Regions from separate parts of the Homo sapiens genome. Here all the other regions are linked to region 3. The links are chromatin loops, found by intact Hi-C in ENCODE. Cell type or tissue: CD4-positive, alpha-beta T cell. All regions are shown on one strand. Links, peaks and the distances in the headings refer to the core of each region. The heading gives the core; the rest is flanking DNA. Region 1 overlaps LINC00578 (long intergenic non-protein coding RNA 578). Region 2 overlaps LINC00578 (long intergenic non-protein coding RNA 578). Region 3 overlaps LINC00578 (long intergenic non-protein coding RNA 578).

Region 1 (10,860 bases), core at 2,525-7,524, 58 kb after region 3:
TTTAAGAAGGCCCAGCTGAATAAAGAGAATAATTAACTATGTTATTATGGGGATTCTCTACAACTTACCTAAAACATTTAATCTAATGCCTGCCACATTATGAGTAGTATACAACTGGCAATGGCCATGAATGTTATTAAAGTGGTGACTTCATCAATTGTCTTGTAAACCATCTGAAGAAAGGCCTAGCATAAGGGGGACGACATCCATGGTCTAGAAAAGGGCAGCCAAAGGGGCTGACCCAGGCCTCCAGGCACTGGGGAGTCGGGTGCCCAGGGTAGAAGGGGCGGCCATTTGGCTTTCCCTGCCTGGATCAGTACCAGTGAATCCATCTCACCCACCAAATGGATTGTTGTTGCTTTTGCTCCCTTGCAGGGATGCTTTGCCCAGGGTAACAGGGATTTGGCTTGGTTAGTACAGCTGCTCCTGGTGAGAGTTTGTAGGTGTCCAGCTCGCAACCACACTGACTCTGAGGGCACTGACAACTTTGGAGTTTAGACTTGCCACTTCCATGTAATTGGTCCTACACCAGGGTGGTGCCTGCACCAGGACGGTGCTACCACCTCCATGCAGCAAGCAGGCATCCCTCAGGAGAGGGCTGTAAGATTTCATTTACATGACAGTCTAGAAAAAGCAAAACTATAGGCACAAGAAATAGGCCAGTGTTGCCAGAGGCTGACATCGGAGAAGGGGATGGACTGCAAAGGGGCATGAGAGGACTTATGGGGGTGATAGAAATTGTTATAGGCTCAATTTTGTCCGCCCCTGCAACCCCACCTCAATTCATGTGTTGAAGCCCTAACCCCCAGTAGTTCAGAATGGGACTGTATTTGGAGATAGGATCTTTAAAGAGATAATTGAGTTAAAATGAGGTCTGTAGGTGGGCCTAACACAATCTGACTGGTATCCTTATGAGAGGAGGAAACCTGGACAGAGAGACACCATATATGTGCACACACAGAGGAAAGACTAAGTGAAGACACAGCCAAGAAGGGAGGCCACAGGAGAAACCGAGCCTGCCTGCAACTTAATCTTGGACACTCCAGCCTCCAGAACTGTGAGAAAATAAATTTCTGTAGTCTAAGCCACACCGTTTGGGGTACTTTGTTATGGCAGCCCTAGCAAACTAATACAGGAAAATCCTATACTTTGATTATGATCAATTATGAAATCAATTGTTTACCTTTGTCAAAGCTAAAAATTGTAGGCCTACAGAGGGTGACTTTCACCATATATAAACTATTCGTCATTAAACCTGACTTTTAAAAAGTGCTATCAGTCTTTTATTATTATTATTATTATTTTTTGAGACAGAGTCTTACTCTGTTGCCCAGGCTGAAGTGCAGTGGCCTGATCTTGGTTCACGCCAACCTCTGCCTCCTGGGTTCAAGTGATTCTATTGCTTCAGCCTCCTGAGTAGCTGGGACTACAGGCGTGCACCCCCACACCAGGCTAATTTTTGTATTTTTAGTAGAGTCAGGGTTTCACCATGTTGACCAGGCTGGTTTCGAACTCCTGGCCTCAGGTGATCTGCCTGTCTTCCAAAGTGCTGTGCCTAGAGGTATGAGCCACCACATTCAGCTTACCAGTCATATTTTTAAAGTTTGGCATCATAGTAAATAATAATGATAGCAATAACAATATCTCTGTGAAGAATTTTCTGAATATAATGGAAAATTCACAATTAAGTTAAATAATAAGCAAATATTATTCTTAAACTTTTATTTTGCTTAATTTTTCAAATGCAACAGTTTTACAAAGATGGTAATTATGATATAATGCAATCTCCATTGTAATGTTCTTCTGTATAAGTAATTTGTGTATGAGCATTTGCTGGCTTAAAAAAGATATAATCATCCTGAAAGCTATGTAGCTAAGGTACTCTCTATTAATATCAATATTAACTGTCAACCTGTAGTCTTATTTACTTGAAGTTTCTTAATTGTTTTGTTTATAAAATTAACTACATTCATAATCCCCATTCATAATTGCAATATTGTACTCTTGCAATAATAAACATACTTTTTTATGTATTTTAAATTTTAAATGGACAGAGAATTTCAATATATAAAGCATATTACATATAGAATGTTTTTACCTGTATTTTAATGTAATTATTCAGATGGGCATGCTTTGTTCCTCTTACTAATTTTTTATGCCAATTATGCATGATGATAAATAATACGATCAGGCTGTCATTGATCATCTCAGGTTCAGAGATACCATCAATAACGCAGAAGTGGGACATTTGTTTACTCAGCCTTTAAAGGCTATGGCCAAAACTAAAGCCAAATAGAGAGTTTGGCCAAATACTGTACAAAGATTGAAGCAAAATTTCAGTGCATTTCTATATGAAATGAATAGAAACAAAATGAATTGAACTACAGCATAAGTTAATGAGACTAAAGATAAACAGTGAATCTGTAAATGCAAGAGGACATACTTCATCATTTTTTTAGATGAGAAAAAGCACCGACATTATAAGTGTGTATTTCTCATTCTTTGAAACAGAAGTGTAAATACACATGCTCCAGGAATGATCACTGCTGTAATCCTAAACACCTAGTCTTCCAATACAAAAATTCAGCCTCCCATGTGTAACTGACCCTTGCCTTGACAGATTTCTGAAACTATAGTTCAGAAACTATTGCAACCAGAGTTGCTAGGGAGTAACTTTGCCCTTTCCTGCCTAGTGATTTCTTTGGGGGAACAACTCATAATTTACAAGATATTTTCAGCAAGGCAGCCCGGCCTGCAGGACTGGGACCCTTCCTGAGCCCACCTGTAACTTCATGACAAATGCTTTAATAATCTGCCTGTTTGCTGCTTCTCGCCCTTCAGTGCTTTGCTCTAAAGACATTTGTTTTTTAAATCTATCTGAGGAAAAAGCCCTGGATAATGCAGCTTTTTCCATGATTCTCTCCACGGCCTGCCCACAGGTCAGTATTCAAGATGCCAGTGCCTCAGAGCCTAATTATTAGATGACATATTTCCTCCCGAGGCGGCACAAGCTGTTTCTTCCTTTCATAAGGTAAAAATGTGTGGACTAATCCATAATCAAACAAGGAGGGAAAATCTCTACTTAGCATAAGCACAGTCCAGAACAAAAGTTCTAACACCAATTAGTAACAATATGAATTTAAATCAGAATAGCCAATTTGCCAGTATGAAAATCCCAACCAGGAAAATGTTTCTTCCTTTTCTACAATAACAGCCCCCTCATGTACAAATAGTAGAGTGCCAGAGAGTTAGAGATCCTCTATTGGTATTTTAAAATTCTTCTATGCATAGCCATTGTCTTCATTGCAGCAACCAACCAGGGTGTTGCTGGGCAGGAGAATGTGCAAAATTATCCCAGCAGGTCATCTAATAGTGAACATGACTATGATATGGGGGCTAGCTGGAACAGCCATAAAGCTAAGATAGTACTCAGTAGAAAGAGCAGGGGGATCGGCCAGGCATGGTGGCTCATGCCTGTAATCCCAGCACATTGGGAGCCCAAGGCAGGTGGATCACCTGAGTTCGGGGGTTTGAGACCACCAGCCTGGCCAACATAGTGAAACCCCGTCTCTACTAAAAATACCTAAATTAGCTGGGTGTGGTGGTGTGCATCTCTGGTCCCAGCTACTCAGGAGGCTGAGGCAGGAGAATCGCTTGAACCCAGAAGGTGGAGGTTGCAGTGAGCCGAGATTGCACCATTGCACTCCAAACTGGGTGAGAAGAGCGAAACTCTGTCTCCAAAAAAATGAAAGAAAGAAAGAGAAGGAAAGAAAGAAAGAAAGAAAGAAAGAAAGAAAGAAAGAAAGAAGAGAGAGAAGAGAAAGAAGAGAAGAGAAGAGAAGGATTCATGAAGTTCTAGTCCACCTCTTCCTCAACACAGCTGTGAGGCAAGGAGCAAGTCATTTGCCCTTTCTGAGCCTCAGTTTCCTCATTGTAAAATGGCAAAAGTAATATGTGAAATGTCTTGGGAATTAAAGTGCCACTCAAATGTAGGAGATGATTAGTAACAGAATCATAGGACAGTTTTCCATTGAGCCCAAAGGTACGAGCAGCACAGTCCCTACCTAATTTGGTGCTATGGTGCAGCTATGGCTAAGAGTCGATGCAAATGGAACCCTCATGGGTGTTACCAACTGTATCCTCGCAAGAGTAGTTTTCGTCTCCCTGCACCTTAGGCCTTCAGAAATGAGTTTTTCCAAATATTGTTTGAAATCACAGAAAGAATTCACAACCAGAGTATATATACCTGCTTCTTTGAATAAGTGCTTCTTCTCTTACAAGCACTGAATCTAAGATCTGAGGCTAAAGATGGGTGAAACTCTTCCTCATACTCTCTAGGGATAAAGTAGTGGCATTCTTCATGTAAAATGGACTCTCTCCATTGGCCCCATGTAGTATAATGTTCAGATTTACAAATTTGTATTTTATTCCCTCCAATGAATGCATAGCAATATATAATACAGATAGATCCAGTTAAAGACACTTTCAGACCCTGAGTGACTGAGTTTAAAAAGTCAAACACAGAAATTAGACAAATGATATATGTGAAGTAAAGAGAATTTGGAAGCATTGATCAACAAAGAGGATATATTAAATATAGAGATGAAGAAAAGTAACTTGAACTGAATGAAAGAACAATGAAAATGTTACACAACATTTTAAAAGAGGCACCAATGACAAACATTGGTTGAGTAAATAATTATCTTAGGGAAAAAGTCAGGAGAGCACCTTAATTAAATTACTTAATTTAATTAAAGAGTTTCATTAACTTATTAAAACCTTCAAAAATCCATGGGTTTCCTCTAACAAAGCCTGCTGAAGCCCACTGTGGGCGGGATGCTGTGCTCTCAGTGGAAGGGTAATGCCAGAGAAGAAGATGGAGGAGAACTGGGTTTGAGCCCCAGTGTTATCCTTTGCTGCAGGACTTTAAGCAAGGTGCTCAGCTTCTCTGGGTCTGGTTTCTACAACTGCAAGATGTGTGATTAGACTAGATTAAAAGTAGCAAACTGGAGATCAAAAGGCTGCTCTCCAAATGAACCATAACAAAAACATTTTGGAAACTACATAAAAATCAAGACTGCTGGATTTTCCTGAAAAGTTAGAGTAGCCCCTCACTTTGGTTAGCCTTACTGTACGCAATAATAGGCTGGAGCTGATTGTCTTTCTGCCAGGGGAAAGTATAGTTCCCTAGTGGTATGTGGAGTCAGCAAATGTCTGCTTACACAATTACACTTTGCCCTGCTTCACTCACTTAAATTACCTGCCCGGGCCTGGGAGCATTTACATTTGTACCACTGAATAGCTGTTCTCCATCATCCCATTTGGTCTTCAGACTCCATAATCCTTTAAAGCTCTGCACCTGGAATGAAAAATCCAGCACAGTGAATTCTCGTCTTACTCTCTAATTTCAATCATCCCACCAGTTGGAGAAAAGCACTTAGAGATTTGGATCTAGAAACTGAAACGTATGTACTGATGGTCTGAAAACTCTTTAAAAAATAAACTAACCACCTTCCACCCCTCACGTGTCACTGTGGTATTTACTTTAGCTTCCTGTTCATCCGCTTTGCTTCCTGTCCAAGTTGATTTCTGCTTTACAGTCAAATGTACAAAGACTTTCCATAGTAATCAATTTCAAAGCATAACATTAATCTTTTTCACTTGAACCAAACACTTCAGAAACCTAAAATGCTAACTTAATGAGAATAATACCTGGATGCCAAAGATGGAACCCTTGAAGCTTTTTAAACAACTAAAGGATTTCCTGCAAACACTAAATCTTGTCTCTTACCCCTTTTTAAACCACTTCCATAAAAGGAAATATATTCTATTTTGACCAGACCGAGCACAAACACAAGGTTAAAAATGTTTGCCTGACACTTTTCAATACCCCTGCTTTGAATGCAGCAGTTTGTTTTGCTGCCGTATTTCTTTCAAATGATGTGCTTTGTGAGAATTCTAGATTCATCAAAATACCTATAAGCAAAGTTTTTAGTAGAAAGCGTTAGCTAGCTGCTTGCATGCTTTTGAATGTGAGAGATTTTCCCATATGTTGCCATATCATTTAGATTATATCTAAGTGATGCCAAAAAACTGGAGGAAAAGAGGGAGATTCTATTATCTATGTTTTATCTGCAAGTCACCAAACAGATAGCTGTTTCAGATCACCCAGCTGTGTGGCAACATATAGCTAAAACATCTGGGTGATTAGCTGAATTACTCATTTTCATCAAGACATTTTGTTCTCCTATAGACAATATCTGAGCTGTACACATGGATGTGTACAGTATATGCGTGTGTTTACCTATGTACATGTGTCCCTAAGATGACAAATTTAAGCAATTGTTTTAGACACAAAATGCAGGGTGAGATCTCCCTTCATCTCCTGCTGGACGATTCTAACAACCAATGGCTCTTTTCCATCTATGCCTGCCAACCCTGAATCAGGCCAAGGAGCAAAGCTGGGAGGTCAACCCAGGCAAAGCCAGCAGAAAAGGGCTGTACTTCCCTTCTTTGCAATCCCAAGCCAAGAATTGCTGACCCTGAGTGTGCACACAAATTGCTGGTAGATGAGGCATTGGGGAATGCAGCAGGGGCGGGAAGAATCACAAAATAATAGAAAGCTACTATTTAAAATGTGCATATTCGGTACAAGGCTCTAGGCTAAATGTCTTTACCTGCATTGTCCCATTTGATTCTCACAATAACTCTTTAAGGCAAGAACTATTATTCTCACTCTCCTACTTTTTTTTCTTTGGTTTTTTGGTGGTGTTTGTTTGTGTTTTTTTGTTTTTTTTTTTTTTTTTTTTTACAAATGAGGAGACTCAGAAAAGTTAAGTAACAAGCAAGTGTCTGTATTTGAAGGCAAGTTTGTCTGACTTCCAAACACACCTCTTAGTAATGCAACTACACTGCTTAGTCTGGGTTGCAGGTGGCCACCCTCCTCAAAGTGACACTGGAGCACTTTCAAAGCATGTCATCCCAGGCTGAGATGATAGTCCTGGTTAAGCTCCCTCCCCACAAGATTATAAAGTAGAGTAATGGTGACAACTGCCCCTGTGCTGATCCAAAGCTTCACTACTGAAACCTTAGTTAATTCCCTAAAATCTTTGAGCAGGGTTCGGGAGGAAGAGGGAACCAAAGTTACGCAGTCTTCACAATAAAAATACATGCCATTTGAATCACTAAAGTGGGCAAGGTATAATTTATACTGTTATATTTCAAGCTGACTAGTTCCTGTATTTTCTAACAAGTCCAGTCTCAAACATTCTCTCTCTCATTGTCAATCTATCTATTTTGATTTGGGGTTTATAAAATTAGACTGCTGAACTCCCATGGTAGACTGTGACCTCATCTACCATCTTGGTATGTTACAGTTATTTGAGTTATGGATGGCTGCAATTATTTTATTAAATATATGCTCACTATAGCACTTTTAATATATGGCCATTAAATATTGTGCTTAAGGGGACACTTCTCCCGGAAAAAAAAAATGCATGTTTTTTATTCTTGGAATCTGGGCAGGAATGATATATCACATCATGGTACCATGAGGCAAACAATAGAAGATATTGAACACAGAAAACTTTTGAAACTAAACAAGCAAATAATTGTCATCCCAATTATTTCATTATGGCTGACAATAGAATGACACAAAAGACTGAGTGAGTGGCTCCCAGAATGGCATGACAATCATAAAAGACTCAAGACACAAAGAGACAGCAGAATTCATACAATATGCAGTGTACAGTAAAACCTTGTTATTCTGATCACAGATCTTTTTCCCCGAGTAGTATGTAATTCAAAACAATTCCCACTCCTCAACTGCCTAGACAGTCTTATTGTTAGTTTATTAAAATACGAGCTCATTTTAACCTGGCTAATTCAAGTCAAATTTTGCCAGCCCCTTACATGGTAACTAATGAGATTTTACTTCAACTCTGTTTCATCTCCTGGCCTCTGACTACTCCCAAATTAGTTTCACAAATGCAATTGTGCAGAGTAAAAGAAAACCACCATACTGAATGGTAATAACACATGTGGAAAAATATATGTTGAATAGCTGTTCTTTCATGACTTTCTGAGTTCTCTGCCCTTTTTAAAATTTCCCTTATGTTTATATATTAAACTATAATCTGAATGTACTCAAAGCATGTGATTTATAGAAAAAGAGAAGGAAAGAGAGGAAGAGAGATTTAAAGTTTTTCACTGCTAAGAAAAACCATTAGTATCTAATAATAATAATATATCATAATAATGCAATGTATTGGCACTGACTACATGCAAAAAAATTTTAAATATTTTATAGAGTCTTCACAGTAACCATAAATTCAGTACTATAAGCCTTCTTTTGTTGATGAAGAGAGGCACAGAAAGGTTAAGCAACTTGCCCCAGGCCATGAAGTTGTAAGTGGCCAGCGGCTGGACTCAGGGTGAACAGCAATTTAGGCCTCTGGTTAGGAGGACAAAGATGAGGCTGGCCAAGTCCACATGCTGAGCTCCATCTTCCTTCCTCCCACCTTCACTTGACTCTCCCAGCACCACCACCATCACAGGCCACGGAAAAGCTGAACCTCTAGATGACCTGTTTCATCCTCAATTTCCCGTACCCCAAAACATTAGAGAATTCCCAAATCCCCAAACAATAATGATCCCTTTTCCAGCCAGCACTTCAAGAACAGGAGAGAAGGGGCAAGCCCCCCTGAGTTCTGAGTCCCGCAGGTACCTCGGCCCCTCACTGCCAGCAGCCAGGGAATTTGTATTCTATTGGGCTGGTTGTTTCCAGCTGTCACAGTCTGCTCTAAAACCTGTGTTTGTTCTACTGCTAAGAATTTCAATGCCACCCCAATAACCCTTTTCCTCAGCATAATTTGGATAGGACACAAACTGTCAACACTACATGCCTGGGTTATTCCATGAGCATAGTGGATGCTCCGGTACCTGTTCATATTTCTCTCACCAGGTCAACATGCCCAGCTCCCAGCTTCTGTGGCTGTGGTCTGCAAAAGGCACACAGCTGTATCCATTGCAGAAGAATTGCATCCTGCCTAATGGGCCTGCCTCACCTTGGAAGTTAGGCCAGTGGCCAATGACTGACTACCTCAGACACAAAGCTGACCCCTTGCATTAAAGGGCCACCAACTTGATGGTGCAATTTGCTATCCAAAGCTCCCTAGAAGTCCAAGATAACGCTAGGCTCCAGCCGAAAACGCATCCTTCTTACCCTTCTTCCCCTGACCTCGTACTTCCCTCACTCCCCTTCTCCTGTGGGCACCTGCTTAATGAATCATGTATACCAGACTCCTGTCTCAGGCTCTGCTTCTAGAAACTAAGACAATCTCAATGCTCTCCCAAACCCAGGACTGTTCATTTCAGTCCTATCCTCTGACTCCAGAACATCCTTCCTCTAAGAACTTCCACTACTCTCAGGATCCTACATCATCTTCCTTCTATCTAGAAACTCCTCAGCTAACTCACTCCAAACTTTATACAGCTGTCATGGGGTATTTTCAATCACCATATAATGTTTTTCCTACCTATAGAAGTAGAAAATATTCATAACCTATAATCATTTTCCTGAGCAAGTTATGTCAAAGATTTTGTTCTGTCAAGGTAGTAGCAGATTGTACATGAGGAACAGTGAATACATTTTTGTTTTGGGAGCCTTCTGCATCACTTTATCTTTTTAACAGCATTGAAGAGTAGGCCTTCTCCAGATAAGATTGCCTGGCCCAGGACAATTACCCAGTGAGGATTAAGATCAATCTCTGGGTTAGACTGTGAACAAAATTTTGTCATCAAGTCATAATCTCTGCTTTCTTGGTCCTGAGATCAGGGCACCCTTCCAATTGTGGGAACACAGAAACGTGACATTTCTTTGAGTGGTTAACTGTAGATGCTCATACATGTCTGTATACAAGCCCATACACACACACACATATGCACATGTCCTTCTGGCCCAACATAAACAAATAGCTCCAGATTGGAAAGAGATGAGAGCTGGCAAGGGTCGGATGGCTTGGACACCGGGAAATTTTCCAGGTTCAAGCGGAAGGGCTGAAAAGAAATGCATTTCAGGCCGAGGCGGGTGGATCACGAGGTCAGGAGATCGAGACCATCCTGGCTAACACGGTGAAACCCCGTCTCTACTAAAAATACAAAAAAAATTAGCCGGGCGAGGTGGCGGGCCCCTGTAGTCCCAGCTACTCGGGAGGCTGAGGCAGGAGAATGGCGTGAACCCCGGGGGGCGGAGCCTGCAGTGAGCCGAGATCGCGCCACTGCATTCCAGCCTGGGCGACAGCGAGACTCCGTCTCAAAAAAAAAAAAAAAAAAAACCGGAAATGCATTTCCTAAGTAAGGGTTGAATATTGCACTGATTGGGAATTAAAAGTTTACATGAAGCCCAGCCTCTTGCTGCAGTGAAAACTCCATCCCATTGCCATGAAAAGTCTCATGGTCTAGTGAAAAGAAGGGAAATCAAACTTACGATACAGATCCTAAAATATAAAATTTTTGTTTTAAACGTATTTCTTGTTTTACAAATTCCCTTGTACATGCTTCCCATTTATCTCTGAGTGTAAGCACTGTCCTGTTGTCTCCTTGTTAAACAAAAGGCTGAGCTGCAATAGAAAATACAAAAGCTTGTTTGTGACCTTGGGCAAGTCATTCTCTCTCTGAGTCTCATTCGTCCTCATCATAAAAACAAGACACTGGACCAGGTTGATCTAAGGTCTTATTCTTTCTAACATCTCATGAAGTCTATTGGAAGCACAATAGTATAGGCCTAAGAGTAGGATACTGAGGTGAATTGCCTGGATTTAAATCACAGATTTACAACTTACAGTTTATGTCTTTGGATAC
Region 2 (10,860 bases), core at 3,400-8,399, 51 kb before region 3:
ATAAGCGTTCCCCTTTCTCTGCAACCTCACCAGCATCTATTATTTTTTGACTTTTTAATAATAGCCATTCTGACTGGTTCGTGAGATGGTATTTCGTTGTGGTTTCGATTTGCATTTCCCTAATGATCAGCGATATTGAGCTTTTTTCATATGCTTCCCGGGCCACATGTATGTCTTCCTTTGAAAATTGTCTGTTCATGTTCTTTGCCCACTTTTTAATGGGGTTGTTTGGGGGTTTTTGGGCAAATTAAAAGAAATGAAATCAACCTAAATGCCCACCAATGATAGACCAGATAAAGAAAGTGTGGTACATATACAACATGGACTACTACCCAGCCATAAGAAAGCACAAGATCACGTCCTTTGCAGGAACATGGGTGGAGCTGGAGGCCATTATCCTTAGCAAACTAACACAGGAACAGAAAACCAAATACTGCATGTTCTCACTTATAAGCAGAAGCTAAATGATGAGAACACATAGACACAAAGAAGAGAACAGCAGACACTGAGGCCTATTTGAGGGTGGAGGACGGGAGGAGGGAGAAAAGCAGAAAAAAATAACTATTGAGTACTAGGCTTAGTATCTTAGCATTGGGACCATACAACAAACCCGTGTGACAGGAGTTTACCTACATAACAAACCTGCATATCTACCCTTAACCTAAAATATAAGTTAAGGAAAAAAAAAAAAAAGTAGGAGCTCTCAACCCAGTGGAGTCTTGAATGTTAGCACTGGGGAAAAAAAGTCAAAATTCATGGTTAAATGCCAAAGAGAACTGTTTGGAACAATGTGTTAAGAACAGCTGTGAGATATTCATAAGCACAATTAGCACCTTGACTGACTGGCAGTCAAAAATAAACCAGCTGTAGGGGAGTGAGCAGGCCAGGGTCATAAACAGTTCCTGCAATGCCTTCGAAATGAGACAAGGCAGCCCGCAAGAGGAAAGTGTTAGGTAAACAGAGGCCAGATTTGTAACAAGAACTCCTGTGTTATGTGTTCTCTCTGGTGTTTCTAATTAAGAGTAAGAGTTGAACCTCATTTTTTCAAAATTATCATTTTGACATTTTTTTCACTTTTATAAAGGCTTTTATGTCTAGATACCGCAGCGCATGCTGCTCACTACCTTAAATTTTGCCTAGTAGAAGAGAACCTAAAACCAATTCTGCAATGCTACATCCGACCAGCCTTTAGTTTCAGCTGCAGGTTCTTTATTTGGAGGGGCTGAATCATCCATTTCTCACCTTTTTCACCAGCCAAGTATTTTTAACTTACTGTCAGCTATGCAGTGAACATAGGTCTATAAAGAAAATGTGCATTTTTCACTTTTCTGCTTTCAATTGCTGAATCCAGGAATGCATTACAGAAAAAAAAAAAGTAAGGTATTTTATGTAAAAATAATATTGGTTTGTTTCACATTCTTCTCCATTTTTGTTTTTAGTGCTCAAAGTGAGTCTTTGCCACTCTAAACAGAGACCACTTCTTAACTGGTGACAGCTTATTTGCACTACCCCAAGTAAAGAAAAACAGTGTGCAGTGGCCCTGAGATCTCCAATGGGCTGCAGGGCTAGATGAGTTGTAGAGATGGTTGTATCCAACTCCCTATACCAGGAAGATCTGATCCAGAAGCTGAGCCTCTGTGTACCTGTCCTGCTAGACCTCAAAATCTGGAACAGGGAAGGGACAGAGCTTAAACTGATGTTTTAGAGCCATTTACACACTGATAAGGAACTCAACATCAGGAAAACAGTTTGTTCCAACATCTAAAGGAAACTGTCAGGGTTACATTGGGCTCTTAGGAGTAAACTAAGAAAATGGAAGTAGGGAGGCCAAGCAATGGGTAGAAGAAGAAGAGAGAGGTGCATTTCTCATCATGAGCACATGTGGACAGCATAGCAATTAAAAGCATTTAAGCAAGACTTTGCTTCTCTCTCTGTTGTTGTTGTTGTTAGCATGATAAATAAAGAATAGATTTCCTGGTCAGGGCTAGAAAAGTATACAGCAATGACTGGATTTACAGAATGGTGAAATTCAGGTAATACAATTCTATGTGCTACATTCAAAAACAGAAAGAATAAATTATGCCTTGGAAAAAGGAACACTGGGAAATACCAAGCCAATTAAGATACTGATTACCAGATTTGCTGGCTGAGCACATACTGCATACCCAGAATCGGTATGCCACAAAACACAGAACAGAGAAATTAAGATGGGGAAAGGTCATCTATAAAAGGTGACCAGAGCAAGATGTTTTGAAGGTATGAAGGCTTGAAGGCAAGCACAGGGGCAGGGTCTGACAGGAGGGAGGGTGACGGCCCATGCAGAAGGAAATAGTTACCCCTTGAGCTATGCAAGTTTGAAGAAAACTCCAAAGTATCTGTTCTGTCCTCAGAGTCTTTACAGATATTTCAGATGGGCAAAACCAAACTCAATTCTGTAACAGAAAAGCAAATAATTATAGTAAACACTTATATAGCAATTGTTCTATGTCAGATACATATAAATATAGTAACTTATTTAATGTTTACAATAATCCTATGCAGAAGGGACTTTGTTCTCCCTATTTTACAGATGAAAACAGAGTTTGGTTGCAAAACCAAACTTAATTCTATAACAGAAAAGCAAATACTTCAGATGGGCAAATACAGATATTTCAGATGGGCAAAACCAAACTCAATTCTGTAACAGAAAAGCAAATAATTATAGTAAATACTTATGTACCAATTGTTCTATGTCAGATACACATAAATATATTAACTTATTTAATATTTACAATAATCTTATGCAGAGGGGACTTTGTTCGCCCTATTTTACAAATGAAAAAAACCAGACACAAAGAGGTCAAGTGACTTGCCCAAGGTTACACAGCTAATAAGTGTGCTCTTAGCCATTATATGCTGATTCGTATCCCATATAAGCTACCTGCCACCAGACAAGAGCATACATATTCAGCTTATAGCTGTGCTGTGACCTAAAACAATTAAAATAAACTGTTCGGAGCCACTTTGCTTCTTCGTCTTTGTGCTCTCACTCAACCATTCCACAAATACATTAATATATCGAATGCATACTGTGCACCATGCACTATTATAAGATTTGGGGATACAAAACATTAAATATCCTTGCCTTCCTGAAGCATACATTCTAGTGAGGGACAACAGACAAATAAAATAAATAAGCATCATATGTAGTATATTAGACAGTAATACGTATGGTGGATACAAAGCAGGAAAGAGAGACAGAAATCACAGCTGAAATTTTGAATGTTATATATCCTGAAAGAGCTGAGGGAGAAAACCAACAGGTATTCAGGGAGAAAGCACTCCAGGTAGAGGGAGCAGCAAACATAAATATCCTAGGGCCAGAAAGGGAGAAAATGTCCAAGGGGATTTTGTGGCTAGAATGGATTTATCTTTGGTTAAGTCCCTAGGCCAAGTCTCAAAATGTGTTTTATCCCAAATAAAAGTGAAGTACAAGCAGTCTTCAAATTATGTATACTTCACATACTGCTCTTCTACTACAAGGATTTCCCTTCATATATCATCCTTCCAGAAATAACTCAAAAGCTACTGACTCCTCCCAGATTCTTCCTTAGTCTCTTGCTAAGAGCAGTACATGCCTTTTCCAAATTCCTTATGGTATTCACCACTCCCCACCTTGCTTTTGATTATACTTTATCTTATACATTCATTGAGGACAGAATATGGATTTGGTTCATTATTTAATTCTCTACTGACTTTGGCCTTGCTCGTTGTCAATATTCAATAAATGGTTGTTGAAAAGGTTTGAGTGCGTGATTTCTATTGAATTAAACTCCATATTATACTAATGTTACTAACTTCACATCTCTATTTTATTACAATGAGGAAAGATATTTTAGCCGTACTTTCTCAAATTTTTGGTTGCTTAATACAATTTTTTTGCCAAAATATTTCAACTTATCAATATGTAAAACTTCAAGCTTATATTTTAAGCTTCAATGATCTTAAAGAGTAACACATTTTCCCACACAACCATAAACTAAAAGAGAAAGATTCATTTCTATGACTTTGCTGTAAATAAAAATGGCAGATTGCAAAATATCTTTGCTTATGTAATCAAAACATAATAAAGAATAACATATTTAAATATGTCAAGTAGAGAGAATATTTTTAAATGAAGCTGAATTTCCATTTTTTCCCAATCTGGCAACGACCAGTGGCTTCTCTCCTATGATTTCCTGACTGAAAAATTTATTAGATAGAATGTGTTCCTGTAAGGAATACTAAAAAATCTGACATGGGCTTGTGAGGATAGTATAGCTAATGATTCACTACCACACTGCTTTCAAAAATCAAGAAGTACAAAGATAAGGTAAGACAGAGTAGGACAGAATTTAAAATAATTTCCCCAAAAATTCTCCTTATTCCTCTGATATAGAATGAAGTCAATAATGTCACAGAACTGATTTGAAACTAACCAGGCATCTATTTCAGCTTCATGGTTATTAATGGTTTTAAGAGTAGAAAATAAATGCGAAAATCAATGATAGAAACATTTTGGGGAAACAAATTCCTGGTTTGGAATTGTTTCCTCCTTCTGTGTCTACCTCCGTGGAGTGACTTTAGGTGGTATGACCTGGCTGGGGTGTGCAGGCCTCTATGCAGAACACTCACTTGGGGAAGCTGGCCCTTGGCCCAAGGAAAGCTGTTCAAAGATCCTGACTGAGGCTCCAATTGATCAATAGATGAACACTGCTGATGCTGAGGACTGGATAACCCAGGACACTTCTGCTCAAGGACCTATAGATTAACCAAGACTTCATGTCTTATTGCAGAGGGGATAAGAGGGGAAGGCAGATGCAATGTTCTGGCTATCAGACACTAGAAACTGCTCAGCCCCTAATAAACACAACTCAATACTCTCTGTGCCATCTTGGGTTTCAAAATATGAGTCTCTTGGAATATAGAAGCTATTTTCCCTTTTTCCCCTCTCCTTTTCCTAATCCAGAATAGCATCACCTCCTCAATTGTCTTGAATATAATTTTTTCCCAAAACTAAACCTGGCTGTCATTCATACCGTCTTCAGTCATTCATACCGTCTTCAATCATTCATACAATAAATATTTCCAGAGCACCCACCGTGTGACTGGGCTTGCAAGACAGGATGCTGAAAAGACAGGTGTGGTTCTTGTGTTCCTTAGGGACAGAGGAAAGGATGAGTGCCCTGAAGTGCAGTGAACAATGACCCACAGCCCGCTTCTCAATACACGATGGCTTATTGAAGAATGTGTCACACAATGAAAGACACTGGTAAACACTGAACCTCACAAAGTGAGGTTCTAGGGAGAGGCAAGAATTATATCAGAACCACAGAAGGAGATTTTCCAAGCTCCACAAGCCCAACAATAGTTTTCACCCCTCCCACCTAACGGCCTCCCACTCCCACTCCAATTCCAATGTTAACCTTACCACCTCCTCTCCTGCCCAATATAATGGAAACATTTGTATTTTTCCTTCTTAGCCATTTTTTTTTCTCTGCAGTCTATAGAGGGGTACATGAGGCTGATGGTGGGGAAAATAGAGTACACTTTGGGCTTTGCATTTCCACAACTGATTCATGACATTAGCAGAGGCAGGCACTTGAGAACAAGAAAAAACAAAACTATTGGAGATTCTGAAGATTTGGCTTTGAATTACAAAAGATAAATTCTGGAAAATTCAGAACAAAGCATTCATGGAGTGGGAAACATTTCAGAGGAAACTAGCTGTGCAAAGAGCAGCTTTCCTACCACTTGGAGAAGAAATAATAATTGTAAGAGCTTGCATGCTGTGAGGACCTGAGAAGTGGCTTGGCACACTGACAATGCCATCTCTCATAGGACCTTGGTAGCATCCACACCAGAAGTCACAGGTGAGAACTGGGGATTTCAGAGAAAAAGAGCCCATTTCCTGGCTTTCCACAATGCGGTTCAGATACTGCGCAGCTCACAGCAAAGCCCTGAGTTTGACACGATGCCAAGCTGTAGGTCAAAGGGCCGAAGGAGGAATATAGGTGCAGTTCCCAAAGCTGTGATTTCTGCAGGGTGGTAAGTGGAAAAGAGCCAAGAGTACCTAAGAAGGCACACAATCCCAATGCGCATACAAAAAAAGTCACAGAAGTGGTTGAGAAAAGGGGTTACCACTCACAGTTCCAGGTCAGAGGATACAGGGTGCATAAACCTTCCATGGAGGGAAGACCAAAGACCAAATGGAAGGAGACCCCCCCCACACACCCTCTGTGAGAACCACAGAGATCAGAGACAAACAGGAAAATCAGATTTTCTTTCCTTATGCCACACCAACCTGCCAGGAACTCCGGGGAAGCAGAAGAAGCAAAGAAAATTCTGATTAGACTGAATTTTAGACCAAATTTAGATTTTAGTTTCGATTTAAACTAGAAGTGAATGTTGTCAAAGTGATAACATTAAGTTTTCCATTAAAAGCAGAAATAGGAACTAGAGAGCGTTAAATTCATTTATAGAGATAGAAAGTTTCAGCTTTGCACATTCAAGCCTGTGGACTATTATTATTTATAAAACTCATACCTTTTTTATTGGCACAGAAGAACAGATACTCCCCAAGCAAATTTATTGACAGAGAATTGCAGGAGACCAAATTCTAAGAGACACACCATAAATCCAAATTATCTTCTTTCTCAACACTTCTTTGAAAAGATCATGGTAAACTTTAATACAAAGATAGTAATGGGTGACCAATTCAAACATTTCATAAACCACACTGATTAATTAGTTCAGTTGAAGTGTATTGGAGGGTTTTTCTCATTGTAAATTTTTGTTACAAATAAATAATCCTTAGCAATTAATGTTATAAGCTAAGTAATAGTTTCCAAGCTAAACAATGCAGATGTCTTCAACCAACCTTCCACCACAGAGCTTCCTGTCCCTCTCCAGGCTGTGTGTGTCTCTCCAACACTGCAGTCGGCCAGCATGCTGAGATACAATACCGGAAATCCACATGCAGGCTCCCATCAAGTTGGGCAAGCCAGACAAGAAAGACACTTAAAACCCTCTTTGATATAAATAATAGCTTTTATTAACTCGGCCAAGGAACCTAACCTTTTTTGCAAGTCATGTTGCCCTGGGCACTCAAGTGGAACTTACTCCCAACTAGACTCACCAACTATTTGATCCAAATCTTCTTCCCCACTCCTACCCCAACCTATCATTGTGCTGTTTCATTATGATTATCCACTTAAAATTTGTCTGGTTAGATATAACTCATTATTTCAATTTGTCAAGAGCACTTTGTCAGCTAATCTTCATCTAAATATTCACTTCTCCCAACTTGAGTCCATTTGAAAATTTCATCAGCATGCCATTAATATCCACCTCTGAAACACTGTTGAAAATAGTGACATGTGGTCGGTTAAGACAGAGACCACTCTCAAGTATGCAGTTGACCTCATACTCATGCCTCCTTTGGGTTCTGTTTTCAACCAGTTATGAATTTCACTCACAGTACTGGGAAGTACCAACCTGCATCCCTTCTTACTGTTCTCAAAAAGACACCATGAGTGACTTTGTCAGATTCCAGCCAAAGTTGCAATGTGCTATACTTCTGTCATTCCTTAAATCTCCTGATCTACCAACTCTATGCTATTCTTTCATATATAGTTTTAGCTCAAGGATAAAAGGCATTGACTATTACTCTAAGAAGAAAACAAGGACTGTTGGGTGGAATTCCCAGGCTCTTCTTCAGACCAGCCTTGGGAACTATGAACTGTCCAGAGAGAAGACACAGCCTATACACCGAGGTTAACCAGAAAATAACACTTTTGGAAAACTAGAATAAATCCATATGTTAACAGGAAAAGTGCAATGGGAGAGAGTGAAGAAATCTGAGAGTAGAGAGAGATAAGAGGGGCCAGACCTTGTAAGTCATGTTAGGGAATATGGACTTTATCCTGAGGACAATGGGGAATCATTGACTGATATTAAAACAAGAGAGTGACATGATCAGATTTACATTTTACAAAGATGACAGAAAAAGACTTTTCTGGAAACTCCTGCTTTGACAAGGAAGTGGGAATAGGTGACCTCTAAGGTCCCGTACAACGCAAAGTCTTTGGTTCTATTGCTTAGCTAATCAGGAAACTCAAATGAAGGTTATCTTAGTCTAGGAAGATTTGCACTTTTCCTTTCCTCATAACATTGTCTGGATCCATCATTCCCATTGTGTGTGTGTGTACGTGTGTGTGTGTGTTTGTGGGGCTTGGTGTAGCTAACCTCACAATATCCTAGCATCCTTGTCTGGATCCATCATTCCCATTGTGTGTGTGTGTACGTGTGTGTGTGTGTTTGCGGGGCTTGGTGTAGCTAACCTCACAATATCCTAGCATCCTTGTCTGGATCCATCATTCCCATTGTGTGTGTGTGTACGTGTGTGTGTGTGTTTGCGGGGCTTGGTGTAGCTAACCTCACAATATCCTAGCATCCTTGTCTGGATCCATCACTCCCATTGTGTGTGTGTGTACGTGTGTGTGTGTGTTTGCGGGGCTTGGTGTAGCTAACCTCACAATATCCTAGCATCCTTGTCTGGATCCATCATTCCCATTGTGTGTGTGTGTACGTGTGTGTGTGTGTGTACGTGTGTGTGTGTGTTTGCGGGGCTTGGTGTAGCTAACCTCACAATATCCTAGCATCCTTGTCTGGATCCATCACTCCCATTGTGTGTGTGTGTACATGTGTGTGTGTGTGTTTGCGGGGCTTGGTGTAGCTAACCTCACAATATCCTAGCATCCTTGCATATGAAGGTGGAATAGGTTCTCACTGTCACTACACGCTTCCTGCTGAGCAAGCCAGGCTGCTAGGAACTGAAACAATCACTGAGCCTAACTTATAAGTTGCAAAGTACATGAGTGCCAACTACCAATGTTGAAAAAAAATCAAGGAAGTGACAAAAGTTTGATAGAAACTTGATTGAAATTTCATTACTATCAAGCATCATGCTGTCCAAAAAAAAAGTAACAGATTATTAGATGATCAACTCAGGATTCCTTATATCACTTGTTAAGAAAAATTATCCATAACTTATAAACAAGGACAAAAAATAACTGCATGTTATTTCAATGTCACACTCAGACAGTGTTTAAGAGGCTCATTTGGGGATTACTTATTTTCTAAAATAATCTACCATGACTTGCCTTTGCTATTTAAAATACAAATTAAGGGTTCACGCTCTGTGAAGTTCCACGTTATTTTACAGAAGCAATATTTTCTAAGAGAAAAAAATAACCCCAAATTCTATGATTTATTATCCTACCGGAGATTTACTAGTTTGTTTGTAACCTAGCAATCTAATTTAACATTCCTTTATTAAACTGCCTATAAATACTCAGCTCCTCAAATGCTCTTTGAACCAGCTTAATGATTTTCTCTCATTAATTAATGAGTTGAATAATATCTTTGACACATGCTCATTCTATATTTGTTTTGAGAGCCCTGTTTTAACTTTTTGAAAATTATACCTTGACATTCTTAGCACTAAATAACTTAGTGTTATTCTCCACTGTACCCTGTCCTCCTGCTCAGTTTTAAGGTCTGAACGTGGCAGGCTCATATTTTTCACAGTGGGTCTTTCCTCTCCTTCCTTTCTTTTTTTCTTTTTTTGTTTGGTTTTGTTTTGTTTGTTTGATTGTTTGATGCCGTTATCAAGTAGAGCAGACCTGGGAAGACTGGTGCATCCTTATTTCTGTCATCTTAGAAAATAACATATATAAGAAAATATTTATATCTAGGGCAGAAGAAAATTAGAGATATATTTTTTTCCTTTCAGCCTCTTCTCTCCTCCATTTTTACTGCTGAAAAATTATCCAAAGGCATGAAAATATTTCATAGAAATGTCTTCTGAGTTGTGAGGGAATTCTTGCCCATTTGAACAAATTGAATAGACATTTGAAAGCAAATCAGAATGCCCCTTACTGCTTGGCCAATGTGTAAGGATTTGGAGCTGCTTATCTGTGTTGCCATGTCCTTATTACTACGGGTTTCTTGATCTGCACAATCGATGTAATGAAACCTGGTGCTGAGTATGGCTATAAAACTGTTCTTTGGGTGGTAGTTCATGACAAATATGTGTAAACCAATAAGAGAAATAAAAGACTGCATTAGAAAAACTTTTTGAAAATGTAACTAATACCTGAAATAACCCAAAGTTTTTGCTTTGTGTCCTGTGGAGATTTATTATGCTTTCCAATGAAAATAATCAGTGATGTATACATGACCTGGCACCTGAAAACGGAATTTTCCACACCACTTTGAGACTTTTGTTTTTTCCCCCATTTATAAAAAAGATTTAATCCCTCAACCACCAAATAAAAAGTAGAGAGGAATGAACAGTCCTGATTCATTACTATCATGCTAATTCCACAGTTACGTTGTTTCCACAGTTAACGTTGCTCATTTTATCTAATGCCACTCAGAATCACTTGGTTTTCTTTTTTTTTTTTTTTTTTCTTGGCTTGGAGACGGAGTCTTGCTCTGTCTCCAGGCTGGAGTGCAGTGGCACGATCTCGGCTCACTGCAACCTCCACCTCCAGGGTTCAAGCAATTCTCCTGCCTCAGCCTCCTGAGTAGCTGGGACTACAGGCATATGCCACCACACCCAGCTAATTTTTGTATTTTTTAGTAGAGACGGCGTTTCACCGTGTTGGCCAGGATGGTCTCAATCTCTTGACCTCGTGATCCGCCCGCCTTGGCCTCCCAAAGTGCTGGGATTATAGGCATGAACCACCACACCCCGGCCTACTTGGTTTTCTTAAAGTCTGTTAGCTAAGTTTGTGCAGCTTCTTAAAAATACAATATTGGTTTTAATAACCCAGA
Region 3 (10,860 bases), core at 3,993-8,992:
CATAGCCACCTTCATTCTCACTGTTGCTTTACAATCTTTTGTCTTAGGTTAAGTCAAATTTAAAGCGAGTCTCTGGTACGGGAGTGTGATATTCTTGTCTCTGTTTACTTCAAACATTGTTTAAACTACTCCTGTGGACTAAAATAACCTTAGCCAGCCCTACATTTGACTTCTAGGAGAGTTTATCATATTCTTCATGGAAAATTTCTTTTTTGTTTCAGTTATCATGGAAATGATAAGATCACGAAAGGAAGACTGAGCACCTGGAATGTAGTTGTAATGAGTGGAACTAAACTTCAAGTTTAGGTTAGTTGAACTAAGTTAAGTTTACACAGAAGAGAGAAGTTGCTGACAGCCAAGAAAAAAAACTATGTAAAATCAACCACTTCCCCACATGCATTTTGAAATGTAAATACATTTAACACCCAGAGAGGTGCAGGGGAATCTAGCTATTTTGGGCTATTCTGAGCAAGGACAGCTGTATGTTCTGAAACATATGGCTCCACATTTGTAAAAGGGAAAGGGGTGAGGCAAGAAACCACAGAATGGCATATTTGAGTTGGTCATTTTGAGATTCTTAGAAGTTCTGACATGAAAAAAATGACTCCCTAATACTCAGCATGACAAGTATCAGTCATTGGGGAACATTCTGTCAACTGGTATTTGAATTGGAACAAGTGGAGATAAGGTTCTTTCTACACAACAGGCCGGTTCAGTTCACCGTAATCAGCAGGACAATTCCTCCTTCCCATTTTGTCCCTGTTTATGTGCTTGGGTGAAGGGGTTATGGAAGGGAATGGATCACCCTTTGTATATCGCATGAGTTCTTTCAAGGTAGCTAGGAGCCAAAAGACTTGCTTTTCTGGTTTTCTCATTGTTTCCAGTGCCAACAAGGCTCCCTGGAACCTCCAAGCTATGACATGATTATGCTCATTATGAAGGGCAAATAGGACCAGCCCTCCAGACACTCCAACACCAAAACTATTTTTATTAAGGATTTTCTCCACTTACCTGGGAGTGGTTAGGTTTTGGAGCTTTTTGGAGGTATTTCCTCTCACATTCCTACCATCCTGGCATACAATTGTTGGACACCTGCCTATTTCACATCCTCCTTCCTCCTTTTCTTATCGCTCCCTGAGGTGCAGTTTACCCTCCCCTGCATCCCCCACCATCTGGACCAGAGTTTCTGCCTCTCTGAACCTAATTATTTCTCTTATTCTCTTGAACTACTGCTTCCCTTTTGCCTATGACTCATAACCTTTTATTAACAAACAAACAATTCTTTGCTCTTACAGTGTTCCCAGCTCAGTTTTTCTTTTCTGCATTCTGTTAAGTGCACACTGACAGGTGAATACCAAAGTATTTTATGTTACTACCCGCCCCAACACACACACACAAACACACACACACACACACACACACACACACTTAGTAAACCTTTTCTTAACCTCACTGGGGTCACCATGCAAGTGATATTTACAATGCCAGAGATTGAAGCCTGAAATACCCAGCTGAAAAATCTTTAAATTTCAGAAGGCAAATGAAAAGAGAAACATAAATGAGTAACACAACAATTTGACGATGAAGAAAACCAAAGAGGAAGAGAGCTCTGAATATAAAATGGCTAATATTAAAGAGTAAGAGTACATTTGAATGAGATAATAAGGGAAGGGAAAAATAGTTTCTCAAAAGGGGCAGATGTATTGTCCTGATTTCTAGATCATAACAGAGACCCAACAAAGGAGAGGGTATCAAGAATTCTTCATTTTGAGTTGTCCGTCAACCAAGGCATTCTGGTGGCAAATCACCTAATCTCTCCTTACGTCTCCACTTCAGTATCTATAAAACTATATGTAATAAATCTAAACTATGGACCATGTGTAGTCTAAGGAGTACCTGATTCAAGATTATTCAGGCTAATACTAATGCTCCAGGTTATTTCTGTTATGATTGATATTGTCAGAAAAGCCCAGAAAGGATTTAGAAATATTTGATGATGAGATGTGGAGCCAGGGAGGGATTGCAGAGGAGTCTTTGCATCTTTGACTTGGAGACTTCAAAAAAATACACTGAGGCTGGGCACAGTGGCTCACACCTGTAATCCCCACACTTCGGGAGGCAGAGGCAGGCAGATCACTTGAGGTCAGGAGTTTGAGACCAGCCTGGCCAACATGGCGAAACCCCGTCTCTACTAAAAGTACAAAAAAATTAACTGGGCATGGTGGTGCACGCCTGTAATCCCAGCTACTTGAGAAACTGAGGCATGAGAATTGCTTGAACCCGGGAGGCGGAGGTTGCCGTGAGCTGAGATCATGCCACTGCACTCCAGCCTGGGCAACAGAGCAAGACTCTGTTTAAAAATAATAATAATAATACTCTCAAAGGGACACCACCAGAGGATTGTATCAGCAGGATTTATTCTCAGAGTTGATTGATGGATTCCCTGTCTATCTGGGAGTGGTTAGGTTTTGCAGCTGTGTGGAAGTGTTTCCTCTTACATTGCTATTGTCCAGGCAGGTTCATTCTGAAAAGCAGCTTGCTGACAGGGGTGTGTGCTAGCTGCAATAGAGGAACAATGATTGTTAATTAAGAAGAGGACCCAATAACAAGAAATCACAAGCTCCTAGGTATCAAAAACTTGCCTGACTACTTATCTTAGCAATGCCTTTAGGCTCTTCAGCCAGTTCTGCCTGTCAGACCTCAGAGAGCTATTCTAATTGGTACAGAAAAGTTTGAGAAATGATGCCACAACAAAATGGCTACTATTTCCTAGAGAGAGTTGCAACATGAGGAATTATCATTTGAAAATTCATTCAAGGTTTTTGAGCAATTCATCTAAAGACATCTCTGGTGAAAAATGTGTCCACGTTTTCATAGGTGATATAATATGAAATACTTTTCATTTGTACAGTACTTTCAGTTTGTGTGTGACCCACATATATTCTCTTATTTGCTCCTCCTCTGCCCTCCTTCCACCCCAACAACACAATGAGGTTGGCACTATTATCCACAGTTTACAGATGATAAATCTGAAGCCCAGATACATTTGTTCATCTGGGCCCATGTCACAAAGTTCTTAAGAAACCTAGCTAGGACTTCTTCTCAGATTTTCTGTCTCCAACTTCGCTGTTCCTTCTTTTATCTTATTGCTGCTTAAGAAGATACAAATATATCAACTTAGAAAAAAATAAGAGTTAAGGAAAAAAATAAAAGTAAGGCAATGCATGTTTGGTGCTTGCATAAAATTCCTGATTTGTGATATTAAAAGTAAGCTGATTGATTTCTCCAAATTATGATGACTATTTCTAGACATAGGCTTGGTTTCTCAAAAAGGATTAGCTAATTCCACTAAAAAATTTCCTAAGCAAGTGTTTCATGAACATTTTTAGTCACTTGACGATCATTGATTGAACCAAACTCTGGTCACACTAGCCAATATATAAAAATATTATGAAAATGAATTGGATGGGGAGAGGAAAACACAACCATAGATTGACAAGACAAACACCAAATCTTTACAATACATAACACTGGGAGGTGGGATGATGGTTGATTTTGCTTCTTAGTTGGACTTTTCTGAATTTTTCAAATGACCTACAATAACTATGCATGACTTCTATAATTAGGAAGGAAGTTACACATTTTTATTTATTATAAGAATGCCATGTTAGATGAATGAACTACAAAATTGCAATTAAGACCAAGAAATCACAACAAAATACATTAGTAACAGAAGAAACCATCCTGAGACACCTCTCCCTGAATCTCTTGCAAATCATTAAGGGACCCCACCCTCCAGGTCATCATTAAAGGTAATTGTTCTAGAGGATTCTGAGGGAATAACAAAGTCTATACTTACTCCCTTCCCCAAACCAGGGCAAACAGCCAAATGTAAACATATTTTTAAATCTTGCTTTATTGTGTTGTTTATTCAAACTCAGTATTTTAGAAACGTATTCACTTGAGACAGAAATATAAGCAGCCTGGATGTCGGGGGGTTTGTTACAGGAGCACTGCCTGCCAGGAGGTGTGGAATCGTGAAGGGTGGTAGGTAGAGTAGGCACGGGGTGGTATGTAAGTTTGTGCAGGAAGGAAATAAAGAAGAGTATAGGCTTTGCCCAAATGTATGGTGTTTCTGAAGCCTTCCTAATGTCTAACCTATGAGGGCACACGCACGTGGAGCATCCCTGGACCCCCAACCCCACCCTTCCTTCCTCTTGCTCCATTCTTTCCCACACCCTTTCCACTTCTGCCCTTTGCTTGTATCACAGCTTCACTTGTCAAGGTTCTTATATGAAGATCTATTGTGTCATTTTAAAGATTTGTAAGGGCCCACATTGCTAAAACATAAAACGAACAAGAACTGACTTGTGTGCATAGAATAGGTCTCTTTCCTCAGAAAAGGAAGTGGCTTGGGAAAAAAAAATCCACAGGGTAGTTTCCAATATCACTACATTCTGGAAGTCGAGCTAGAGGAAGTAAGTTGGATGCTTACTTAATAGCCCTCACCAACAATGGTTTCTGGGACCAAAATGAATAGCACTTTTTGTTTTATTTTGCTTCTACCTTACTTTATACTAATTATATGAAGTGGGTTTTTCAATGTACTCTCTGCTTTTACATTCTGTCATCAGCTCACTTCCTCCCTCCCCTCTGCTTCCACCAGTTGGGGAAAAGTCTCTCATACATGATTATTGGCAAAGTGTTCCCACAAGTCATTAATTGAATCCTATTTCCCACAATAGCCATAGTACAAATTATTTTACATATCCAATTGCAAAATAGATGGCCCTGAATTTGTTTTTAAGACACTCATGTTATACAACTCAACTAGTATGGATGGAAGAAATCTAGTCTTTAGCATTATATATTGGTGTCCTAGTTCGTCAGGATCAAATTGATAAATATGAGAAAATTAAGCTAGGCGCTAAGTTTCGTGAGGGTATGGACCATTTCTCGCCACCCACCCCAATGCCTAACACAGTCCTGGCATGTGGATGGCATCAATAACATTTGAACTAAAATGTAATCGAATTGAATAGAAGTTTAATGATATCGCCAAGCTTAATTAGGCTGCAGCACTGTAAAAAAAAAAAAAAACTGGATCCTAAATAGACTAGTAGGTTCAGAAAACCCTGTCTGGTGGGTATCCGTCTGCACAGCATAAACAGACTGCTGCATTGACTGGAGAGAAAATAGGGAGGTAGGAATTTGCCTATGCAAAGCCAAGAAGCTGGCACTTTCCACCATTGGGTATGCAACCTGGTGAAATTTGGCAGTCAGTCTTAGCCAAAGGGGAAAGAAGCCACTCTGTCTTTAAGGACAGGCTTTCTGGAGAGACCTGCTTTCAAAAATCTCAAGGCCGTGACAAGTCACCACAAATCCGTCCTTTGCTAAACTGACTCTAAAGTGAAGCAACTGACTCCCTTCTGTGTTCCAAAAGCTTTTACATATTCAAGAGTCTTTTTCATACAGTAGCTCCAGAAAGACCTTTTTGAGTTTTTTTTTTCTTTTTTTCCATTTTAAACATCTTTTGTCTGGCAAATAAAGTCATCCTTCATCATTTTAATGTGTAAAACATTTCCAGCCAAAATGTGATTGAACTGTGCCAGATCAAAGGTTATAATGCAATTTGTCCAAGTCAGTAGGAAAATAGAATGTTAAGCATGAGAAACATTCTGAGACAGCAGGGGTGAAATGTAGTCCCCTCTCCACTGTGAACAGGGTAAGAGAAGATGAAAACCCAGGAAAAACAATTCAGCAAAAAAACAAGAACATTCAAAAGCCCAGAAGAGAATTCTGAAGTGCGGAGAAGACCTGGAGAATGTCATATTAACGATGAGTGGCAACTGAAAAAAAAGAAGAAAACCTTTCAGGAAGTAGAGGATACACGAAGTCAACAGGAAATGAACTGTGGGTTATTTAAGGTTATCTGAGAGCTAAATGTGCCCTAAGTGTGACCCAGTAAAGGAGGAAAGGTCTCTATAGAGATGCTAAGAGGTTGTCTGCTGGATGCATTACAGTGGGTATTAGACTTCTGGTTGTTTTTTTTTTAATCAATATGTGATCCAAGAATCACATCAAAGAAGGCCTCTCCTCCAAGCCCCATAAGCCAAACATAGGCTGCCTACGTTTGAAAGACCTGTACATACACAGATCCCATCCCTCAACTGCCTCCGTGTGTTTTTAATGGACTCTTCACAAGCCTAAACTGGCTATGTTCCAGCCATGAAGCATGAGGCTGGAGAACAGCTTTTTTGTCTTCACCAGCCAAGCATTCACTTCCTGTGAAGCCAGATAGATAATGAGAGGGAAACAAAACCGCGTTGCAGGGTCATCAGTTCAGCCTTGCCGCTTCTAAACAGAAATATATGTAGTGAATCAAAAAAGGCTTGTCTGAATGTGCCTTGGTCGAAGCACTGAGAGTCTACCTAGAGCATTCAGCAATGTCTGGAGCATTTCTGGAAGCCATCCACAGGAAACTGAAGCCACCGCATTGATTTCATAAGGATTCATTCTCCCCAGGCTGCTGGGTTTAAAATGGGCTGAGTGAGCCAGAGTACAAATTCAAATTTGCTTAGGCAATACCGAATCCTGCTAGATTGTAACCCTCTGCTGCCAAACTTCTGGAAAACTGCTTAAATTATGGCCATAATGTCTCTTGTCAGAAAACAAATGGATAAAGTCTTCTCCCACTTCCTGGGAAGAAACCAGTAAGCTGGGATAGCTTGGAGCACACTGGAACATTGCAAACCACAAATGTCTAAATTACCCAGCCAGGTGAGTCCATCCAGTTCTGGTCTGAAATGTGCCCTGAAGCAATACAGACATGCAGAACAGAGTTGCCCTGGCATAGTCAGCAGCGTGGAAAGCTGTGTGATTAAAGCCAAGGGATGTGCATGGGAGTTGTATGAGTGAGCAGAAGGAGGTATAGCTTTTGATACAATCTTCCTCCTTTGGGATGGAACACTTACACCTCTGGTTTTCATTTGCAAAGAGAAAAAAAAAGCAAAAGAATAAACAACAGAAAATATGACTTTGGATGCTTCTTTCAACATCTGAGTAAACCTTTAAGGAGATTCCAGGCAATAGAACTTGGCACTGTGCTTCACAAGTTGGTGTAAAATAACTGGTGCCAAATGCTAAAAGGGAATATCCTTATGACTCTGCATGAAAACTCTGGCAAAGCCCACTCCCTTGCAAAAGGGTCTTCCATGATGCTTTTGCCACAGAAATCCAGTATAATTCCACAGCACTGGGGTCTGGCACCTTTTCCTGGCATGACTCCTTGCTGTACGTATATGTGTATATCCAAGCATCTATGCTTAATGAGCATGCACTCAAATTCTATCTGGCTCGCCTAGTTAACAAGGTTTGGGCAGTCAGGAATATGTTGGGGCAATCACAGCATGGTTTTAAGATAAAAGGAAGGTGTTCTCTTCCTGGAAAGACTCCAGCAGTCCACAACCTAGACAAAGCCACGTCTGAGTCAGAGCCTGTGACCTGTGAATGTGACCAGTTCCCCAGAGTTTCTGGAAGACTTCACTGTAGTCTCCTTCAGCAAGTGAATTGCTCCCAGTCCCACCTCAAGCAAGTTGACACTGAACAGCAAATCTGCCCTATATTCAGCTGAAAATTCATGTTGGTTTGAAAGCCAAGAGGAGGGGATAAAACCTCTTGATGAAGCTAATAGGAGGGGTTTACATAAAGATGCAAATACAGTTGAGAATAATCTCCAAATTGGAGGTGGGGTTATGATTGGTCCTCATCTCTAGAGATATAGACAAAATCATTGCTACTTTAATTATTCATCGACATAACACAGGGATCAGTCACTACGGTTTAATAAGAGAAATTGTATTCTAGCGCCACTGACCTCAAGGAGCTTACAACAGTCATCATAAGCAATACTTGTAGAGGTGTTTGACATTTCACAAAATGCTTGTTGCATGTATCAGTGCAGAGATATGTAAGAGAAACATAAACTAAATGAGAATAAAAGAGTCATTATAAACTGGTGTATAATAATACATCAAATGACTAGTACTAAGAGTCATCACTGGGATATCAGAGGAGAAAATGGCTGCTTCAACCAACCAAAGGATGATTGGGAATGGAAAGTTTATGAGATGGGAGATTTGAAAGAGGAAAAACATTCTTACCAGAGAAGATAAACATCTTTTTTTTCTGTCAGATAACAAACTATATTTTGAACCTTTCTATGTTGTAGGCACTGTGCCAGGTGCTGGATTTATAACCACAAAAACAGAGGGGCAGAATGTCTGCATTTCCAGTGGGCAAGACAGACAATGTGTAAGTAAACAAGTAAATAAACAAGAGAATCAGATAATGCAATAAGTGCCGTGAAGGAAATAAATAGTGATGTGACAGGTCTTTTTTTTTTTTTTTTTAGTTCTCTATTGTGCACGTAGCAAGTGCTCAGTTAGTTCAATCTTATTAAACATGTGGTAGCACAAAACTGCATAATATTTCAAAATAAAAGCTCCAATGACAATTTCACCAACTCCTCTGCAGTTGGAAATCCACCAAGTGTAAATTAACTTTGGCCTGCTGGTTACCCTCAAAACAGCAATTGCATGCCTCCTTCACTCAGTGTTCTGGGCCAAACATACAATCAAAGTAGAACAAAATAATGAGGGCAGAAGAGTCAAATGATGTATGAAAATGAATAAAATATTGTTATAATATTCAGAGGCAAATTTATGATTTATATAGAAAATTTCTAATATATTCGCTAGTCATGACTTTGAAAAGGCAGAAAATGATGTGAGGAAGGCAACCAAAGATTGTCTTCCTGAAAACAGAATGCAACTTCTTCAAAGGTGAAAATCATAGTCATAGAATTGGATACACAGTGCCAAGAAAACAACTTGATTGCTCCCTTGTCACTAATTGGTTAAATAAAACAATTTTATTTCCGTTGTATGATTGCAGTCTTAGTCTGAGGCACACTGTTCCACGTTTAGTCTGATGTTTGACCCCTGTGAAAGAAGCAGAAATTTGTCAACTGAGGCAAGATGTGTTAACAGGGATAACAGTGTGAAAAATATTAAAGTGCCTTCTCTCCAGGCTTAGTGAGACTTTCTCCTGCACCAGTGGTGGGGAGAGTGTTACAAAGGGAAAGCAAAGAGAAAAAACAAAATAATATTCAGCTTCTGATATTCAAATAACATTTTTCAGCAAATAGGCGCGAAAGCAGGCTATGTCAAGAACTAGAGAGAGCATATTCTATAATTTTGCAGAATATCAAAAAGCAAGCCTAAGGAACTCACATCATATTGTATCTTCTATAGTCAGAAAATATACTCCTTTGATCTATTGATAACTAGGCCCTGAGCCTAGTATGATATAGAAGCAGAAAAATCCTAAAGCCCTTTCTTACTGTCCTTCAACATACCAGGAGGGCTGTCTGCTCACTTGCTGGCTAAATGAAAGCAATGCAGCAGAGAACTCCAAGGAAGCCCTAAGGTATCACTGTGGAATAAAACTTTCTATGATGATGTGACAAAGATTCTTTGCTGAACAAACTTAGACTCCTGAACCTTCTCCTAGGCCTATCTGTGCATTTCCTTGTAAAATCCAGCTTTCGCAAGAGCATGAACAAATCAGTTTGGCAAGACCTCCCCACCCTCAACATCTGATCACGTGTCTCATCCTCCATGATGCCACAGGTAATATCTGATAACACCGGCTGTCTTCAGCAAGAATCCTTTTAGTTAGGCTTAGCCAGAATCCCCCTTACCCCTGATGTTGCCTTTTAGTAATTTTCCATCCGCTGACCCACACCCTGTTTCTCGGCTATAAATCGCTACTTACTCATGCTGTATTCACAGTTGAACTCAATCTCTCTCTGAGTGCAAGACCCATTGCCATGGTCCTTTTACCCGTGACAATGACCCTGCATAATGTCTTCCTTATCATGCTTTTAAAATTGTCATTGAATAATTTTTTTCTTTAACAGATAGACACTTTTTATATTTGTGCTATTCAATGTAGCAAATTACTAGACACATGTGGCTGACAAGCACTTAAGGTGTGACTAGGAAGTGAAGTTTAATATTTTATTTTAATTAACTTAAATTTCAAAAGCCCCATGTTGCTAGTGACCATACGGGAGAGCACAGCCCTAGGGGATGACAAAGTCCCATGATGAAAGAGATCTAGATTAAATCACTATTTGGAAGGGAGCCACAAAAAAAAAAAAAAAAAAAAAAAAAAAAAAAAAAAAAAAAAAAACACCATGATGCCCACCAGACGTTGGTGAGAGCAAGACATAAATATTTATTGTTCTAAGGTTTAGGAGGCTGTAACAGCAGGTAGTTTTAATTAATACTGATAGGTACTCTTACTTTAACCATTTTATCCACACGGAAACTGGGACACACACAGAAGTTAAGTAACTAGACCAGGCGCAGTGGCTCATGCCTGTAATCCCAGCACTTTAGGAGGCCGAGGCAGGCAGATCATCTGAGGTCAGGAGTTCGAGACCAGCCTGACCAAAATGGAGAAATCCCGTCTCTACTGAAAATACAAAATTAGCCGAGCATCGTGGTGCATGCCTGTAATCCCAGTTACTCGGGAGGCTGAGGCAGGAGAATCGCTTGAACCCGGGAGGTGGAGGTTGCTGTAAGCCGAGATCGCACCATTGCACTCTACCCTGGGCAACAAGAGTGAAACTCCATCTCAAAAAAAAAAAAAAAAAAAGAAGTTAAGTAACTAGCCCAAAGTCACATGGCTACTAAGTAGTGGGACAAGAATAGAGCCGGGCAGTCTGGCTAGAGAGCGGTGCCTGTGAGCAAAAGAAAAGGCATAGTTTATGATCCGGGCATCATTACCTCA

What was found. Hi-C counts contacts between places; a loop is a spot of excess contacts. Peaks named below come from ENCODE experiments on the same cell type or tissue, not always from the same donor. Only the 100,000 strongest peaks of a DNase experiment are listed, where the experiment ranks them.
Region 1: it touches region 3 in a loop (1.8-fold over the local background); 9 of 110 quality-filtered maps call a loop at or near these places.
Region 2: it touches region 3 in a loop (2.2-fold over the local background); 7 of 110 quality-filtered maps call a loop at or near these places.

Annotation. Positions count from the first base shown.
Region 1 is chr3:177,533,894-177,544,753 of GRCh38, reverse strand. LINC00578 (long intergenic non-protein coding RNA 578) reads right to left here. Exons shown (of 4, transcript NR_047568.1): 2 at 5,261-5,359. Among named protein-coding and RNA genes, the nearest start is that of LINC00578, 97 kb to the right of the region's middle. In CD4-positive, alpha-beta T cell, for the core only: no CTCF peak of the experiment used is centred there; a DNase peak (open chromatin) is centred at 5,543; H3K4me3 peaks cover 816 bases; H3K27ac peaks cover 2,597 bases.
Region 2 is chr3:177,643,107-177,653,966 of GRCh38, reverse strand. The region is part of intron 3 of LINC00578 (long intergenic non-protein coding RNA 578); the gene reads right to left. Among named protein-coding and RNA genes, the nearest start is that of LINC02015, 170 kb to the left of the region's middle. RefSeq lists silencers at 712-1,006, 920-1,120. In CD4-positive, alpha-beta T cell, for the core only: no CTCF peak of the experiment used is centred there; DNase peaks (open chromatin) are centred at 5,896 and 6,956; H3K27ac peaks cover 503 bases.
Region 3 is chr3:177,593,072-177,603,931 of GRCh38, reverse strand. The region is part of intron 2 of LINC00578 (long intergenic non-protein coding RNA 578); the gene reads right to left. Among named protein-coding and RNA genes, the nearest start is that of LINC00578, 160 kb to the right of the region's middle. RefSeq lists a silencer at 1,077-1,371. In CD4-positive, alpha-beta T cell, for the core only: no CTCF peak of the experiment used is centred there; DNase peaks (open chromatin) are centred at 4,411, 5,911 and 6,241; H3K4me3 peaks cover 963 bases; H3K27ac peaks cover 1,447 bases.